2 separate regions of the Homo sapiens genome follow, and region 1 is linked to region 2. Evidence: chromatin loops called from intact Hi-C (ENCODE). Cell type or tissue: HCT116. All regions are shown on one strand. Each heading gives the region's core, and the rest is flanking DNA. Links, peaks and the distances in the headings are about the cores only.

Region 1 (2,816 bases), core at 69-2,568, 150 kb after region 2:
TGAATCCTGAACCTTTGCTCCCAGGGGAAATATAGTAGGTTCCTGAGAGCCTCTGTTCACATTTTCATCAATCAATACAAAATCTCATTGTATATGTTTTTCTGTTTCAAGACACTTTTGTAATATATAGTTGATTCATTAACATTGAAATCACAGCCAACAGCACTGTAACTCATGCTTGATGCAGCTTATCTAACACACACACTTTGTCCCTAAACACATCGCAGCCTTCTTGCGCTTAACCCTGGACAGCACTTCAGCACCCACTTGGGGAATATTTTAAACTGCAAAATCACCAACGAAAAGCACAAAAATGTGTAAACAAGGTGACATTAGACTGCAAAAAGGACACTTGTTTACAGTATAAGCGCAGAAGCAGGAAGGCAGAGGGTCACTTTGTTTAACCTCAGTTGAGACTGTGTGCCTCCGGAGACTCAAATTTCTCACAGCTCTGAGTGTGTCCAAGAGTGACCACAAAAGCTCTGTAAATATTGATTTTGGAATAACAAATAAATTTTGGCAAGTAGGCAAACTTGTAAACACCAAATCCATGAATAATGAGGATTAACTGCATGTATATATGTATGTGTATATACATACACATACATACATACATACATAGGTATGTGAAGTTCATGTTCAGAAGAATTAATAACCAAAAGAGAGAAAAATACACTGGGAATATATCTATGGCGAAAGGGGGCAGTTGAGCAGAGGTGAGAGAAGTGGGTATGGAGGGCCTTCCAGGACCGTGCATTGGTTGGATAGAGCTGAGTGGGGTGCAGTGTGTGTGTGAGGAAGAAAGGAGAAGGGGGCTGCTTTGGAAGCCAAGGGGAGCAGCTTGGAAGGGAGGAGGAGGTCAGGTCTGGGAGGTTTGCGGAAGTGCTCGGCTGGGTTTAAGAAATCCTGAGACACATGTGCAGGAGAGGGCAGAGAGTGAGTCAACCATGTGAGTCTCTTCCATGGGTTTACTCAACTCTGAATTTCAAATAAAAACCTTTTGTAAGAAATGACAAAATAATAGTTCCTCAAACATGGATTTGTAGATGAGAAGAACGTTTAGGAGGAAAGCATTTGGGGTTAGCCTTTGCTCATGAAAATGTTATTTCCATGAGCAAATAGGCATAACCTGCTCTGTTGGCAGAGCAAGAGAAACTGGGCTCAAAGCCAACAAATATGACACAGAAATAGGACTTTTGAAAATGAAACCCTGCAAGCACTTATCAAAACCTACTTGTGCTTTAAGTCATCAGAACAAAAGGTGTAAGTACCTGCTGTGATGAAATATCACTGCCTACTTAGTGGGAAAAATGTAAGCTGAGCTGGAATCTGAGTCAGAAAGAAACAGGTACAATGAAGCTTGCAATCAGGCTTACCTGGAAAAGAAACGGAAGTGAGTGAGAGGAAAATAAAGTATGAACAAGGCCAGCAGTTGTAAAGAACTTTTTCTTGTAACTTGAAAACAGCTTCCCTCCCTACTTCATCTACTTTTAACCCCTACCCAAGCTGGGGTAGGGAGAAGGGTGTTGGATTTGTGTCAACAACTACAGAATCAGGTTGCTGCAATGCAGTGAATGTTTCTGGCCTGGTGCAGGGGTCTTAAAGGAAATCTCCTGGCAGGGTGCAACTGTCTAAACTTCAAAGCAGCATGTCAAAACCTGGCTACAATGTGTTCACCGAAAGACACGTACCAGAATATCCATAGCAGCACCATTCATAATAATAACTCAGAACTGGAAATCACCCACATGTCTATCCACGGTTGAAAGGATAAGTAAATCATGGTATATCCACACATGGAACACTGTACAGCAGTGAGTGTGCACAGCCTAGATGTACACACAACATTATGGAGAAATCTTGCAAAAGGAATGTTGAGCCAAGGAGCCAGGCATGACAGAATATACTGTATGTGTCTGTTTATGCAAAGGAAAGATAAATAGCCGAACAGGTCAAGGTAATATGCTATTGGAAGTCAGGCAGTGGTTACCCCTAGGAAGCAGGATTTATAGAGACTGAAACGGAACTTAAGGGAGGCAACAGTGCAGTGGTGGTAATGTTCTGTCTCTGATCTGGGTGCTGATTGCACTGGCATGCTCAGTTTATAAAGTTCAGTGAGCTATACACTTACAATATGTGCATTTTTATGAATGGATAGTATGCTTCAATAACAATGTTTTTAAAAGTGTTTACAATTAGTGGGGGGGTGGGCTGGCAAGGGCATTCTGTATCACAAACAAACATTGCCTGGTGACATCAGAGGACAAGGGCAAGTGCAGAAGGTGGCTTTTTCTTTGCTGCAAAGTCAACACAGAGTGAAACACTGAATAAAAGTTTGCCTGGAACCTCATGTGAAATCTCATTCGCTCATTTATACATTTGTTCATTCATACAACAGACATGTGCTGAGAGGGAGAATATACAATCAGGGTCTTAAAGACCCACCATGTAGTAGGGAAGGCTGACAAGTAAACTGACAATGATGCAGTGTGGTAAATGCTTTGTTGAGGATAACACTAGGGTATTAAGAGAGTACTGATATGGCGGTCAAGGGCAGTGGACCCTAAGAGAAGGAGTCCTGACATGTTTGATTAACACTTGGACTGAATTTTCTCCAATGCCAAAAGTATTTCTTGAGCCTCTAAGGCAGTGATCTCATTTAAAATGCACACAGATCTCCTGGGGATCTGAATAAAATGTGGATTCTGATCCAGTAGGTCAGGGCAGGCCTGATATCTGCATTTTTTTTTTTTTTTTTGAGACAGAGTCTTGCTCTGTTACCCAGGCTGGAGTGCAGTGGCGTGATCTCAGCTCAC
Region 2 (2,816 bases), core at 34-2,533:
TCCCAACACAAATAAATCATAAACATTTGAGATGATGGATCTAATTACCTCGATCTAATTACTATACATGATATATATGTAAAAAATCACTATGTACCCCATAAATATGTACATTTATATCAATTTAAAAAATAAAAAGAGAAGGTATCTAGATAAGTGTTTTATACCTATCCCATCACTCCCATATTACACATGGATATTCAGAAATTGTTCTTAGCTATAGAAACTTTAAGCATATTTATGACACTATGTGTCATAAATAGATCCTTGTTTTAGAGTGTGTGAGTAAATTCATTTCAGTCTAATTCAAATTAGAATACACTAATATAACATTGTCTAAATTTCTTTAAAAATATACAAGTAAAGCCATGTTATAATCTTATTTAATTCTTAGAAAAAAGTAGTACTTTCCAGGAAATGTAAATTAATACATAGCAATAAAGTAGTCAATGACTTTATTCCTAGTGGGAATTCAAACCAAATCACAATTTATTGAAATGACTAGTTCAAAGTTTACTTTAAAACTGCTGACATATATGTAAATCTCCAGTAATGGATGAAAGGCAATTTTTATTTTGGTTTCAGGCAGGAACCATGGGGAGTTGAATTTCTGCACAGAATAGTTATTTAAAAGACTGAGTAATCTACCATTTTTGAAGACATTTAGAATTTCACAGAAGGTCACACACACACACACACACACACACACACACACAGCTAATTTTATTTACTGGGGCTGCTCTATAAGTGGCAAAACTAGAGTTTTCATGGTCTCACTGCCATGGTTTCAATCAAAAGGCTGAATGACCTCAATTCAAAGTGGCTATGAACAACAGCAATCTTGAGCTAAAAATCAATTTAAAACACCAACTTCAAAGTTTGGAAACTCCACTGATAGAAAATGAAACAGTAATAGGAGTTGTTAAAATGTACAAAACACACCTTCCTCTCCCTTCATAGTTGGATAATTTCAAGGTATATTTTCAGTTTAACCTGGTTTCTCTTCATCATTTAACATTCTATTTTCATGTGTAGTGCCCTGTACTTCCTGTTACTACATCTTGATATTCTACTGCAAATCATGACTCATCCTTAAATCACAGAGAAACTCATCAAAATCCAAAATTTCACAGCACATAGGAACTCAGTCTTTCAAGAGGGCAGCATTCTTAGAACATTACTTGAACCACAGAGGACAAAAAACACTGAACAAGTCTATGAAGAAATTATGTCAATCCATGGTTGAGCCAACACATTTATTAGATCAATAAATAGAAGCTCTATGTGATAATTTCGGTCTCGGTACTAATTATTAAAATGTGTTACATGTTAAGTGAAAAAAGTTATAAAACAGTAAGTACAGTGTGCTTTCAATTAAAAATGGTATGTGCATGTGTGGATATACATAGACACACATATGCATTTTTTTAAAAAACTGAACAATTACACATCAAAAGGTAAACAGTGGAATTATGGGAGATGTCTATTTTTTTATAGCAGTTTTCTGTATCTTTGTAAGGCAATTCACATTAATATTTTTTACAATAGGAAAAAAAACAACCAACCTTTAGAAGATACTATTCTGCTAGCATGGTCTCAAAGTGTGTTATAAGTCGATCTATACAGGCAAAGAGGAATTAAAGATAACCAGGACATAAAAAACTTTTGCCTGAAACATACAAGAAAATCTAACAAAAATGGAGTCCCCTTCCCCTCTCATCTGCGTATTTATGTACAGAACCTTAGGAAAGGGTCAGAAGACAGTCATCTGGGCTCTACAGCCAGAACAAAGCCAGAATGGACAGACAGCCCATTTCTTTTAAACTTTAATGAGACAGCTGGTACAGAGGTTCACACCTGTAACCCCAGCTACTGCGGAGGCTGAGGTGGGAGCATCACTTGAGCCCAGGAGTGCAAGGCCAGCCCTGGCAACATAAACAATTAAAAAAATAAAGTTTCATGAGGAAGTCCAGGTCTGGGAAACATGGAGATGACTGAGTCATTCCTTAGAATTGGAAGGCAACAAAACTAACGATTAGTAAGCAGCAACTCACCCTCAGTGAAAAAAGACTCTACTCCAGGAAGTCACATTCTTGGATAGTTTTCTATGAAGTGTTTTGGGTTGTCATCAGGTCATGTTTTGCAACATTTCACAGCACCATACTGGTCTTCTGAATCAGATAGATATATAAATATAATTGGGTCCCACAGAACACACAAAATCCAATATCTGACAGCTAAGAAGGGAATATTTTAATTTACATACACTGCCTGGAAGTCCTTTAAAACCAATTTCAGGAAAAGATTCAAGTTCCAAAAAGTTATTACAAATATAAATTTTAATATATGACCTCAGAGTTACATGTACTGTATATTAGCACTTTTGACTTATTTAATTTTTTATATAAGAAAAAGAGGAGGTCTTTAATAAATGTTTAGGTTAACTTCAAAACTCAAATGGAGCTGGCAAATCACTGCTCTCCCCTATCTGGACTACTGCCATTCTGGTCTCAACAGCATTGGTACCAAGTGCATGAAGATGCTATACTTGCAGAGTTTCAGAGATGGATGGCCTAATTCAGGACATAAAGGGTACACCATCACAAGGTCACCATCCGTATGTCACTCTATTATTGCATGTTACTGACCAAAAAGAGAAAGAGAAAATTCATGAATGCTATGTTACGTATGTGGCCAAAATTACAGATGATGACTTTTAAATGTCCTATTTGTTGACTGAATGCGTGTTAAAGAGCTTTCATCATCTTCATCATCATTAAAGTAAATAAGATTTTTCTCAATCCACTATAGACATT

What was found. Hi-C counts contacts between places; a loop is a spot of excess contacts. Peaks named below come from ENCODE experiments on the same cell type or tissue, not always from the same donor. Only the 100,000 strongest peaks of a DNase experiment are listed, where the experiment ranks them.
Region 1: a loop joins it to region 2, with 2.8 times the contacts of the local background. A loop is called at or near these places in 10 of 110 quality-filtered maps.

What each region holds. Positions count from the first base shown.
Region 1 is chr12:96,046,178-96,048,993 of GRCh38, reverse strand. No RefSeq gene overlaps it. Among named protein-coding and RNA genes, the nearest start is that of TRD-GTC2-8, 12 kb to the right of the region's middle. RefSeq lists an enhancer at 707-1,906. In HCT116, for the core only: no CTCF peak of the experiment used is centred there; a DNase peak (open chromatin) is centred at 1,223; H3K4me3 peaks cover 1,774 bases; H3K27ac peaks cover 2,500 bases.
Region 2 is chr12:96,197,381-96,200,196 of GRCh38, reverse strand. All of the region lies in intron 1 of ELK3 (ETS transcription factor ELK3), which reads right to left. Among named protein-coding and RNA genes, the nearest start is that of ELK3, 4.4 kb to the right of the region's middle. In HCT116, for the core only: no CTCF peak of the experiment used is centred there; DNase peaks (open chromatin) are centred at 1,136 and 2,046; H3K4me3 peaks cover 1,881 bases; H3K27ac peaks cover 2,182 bases.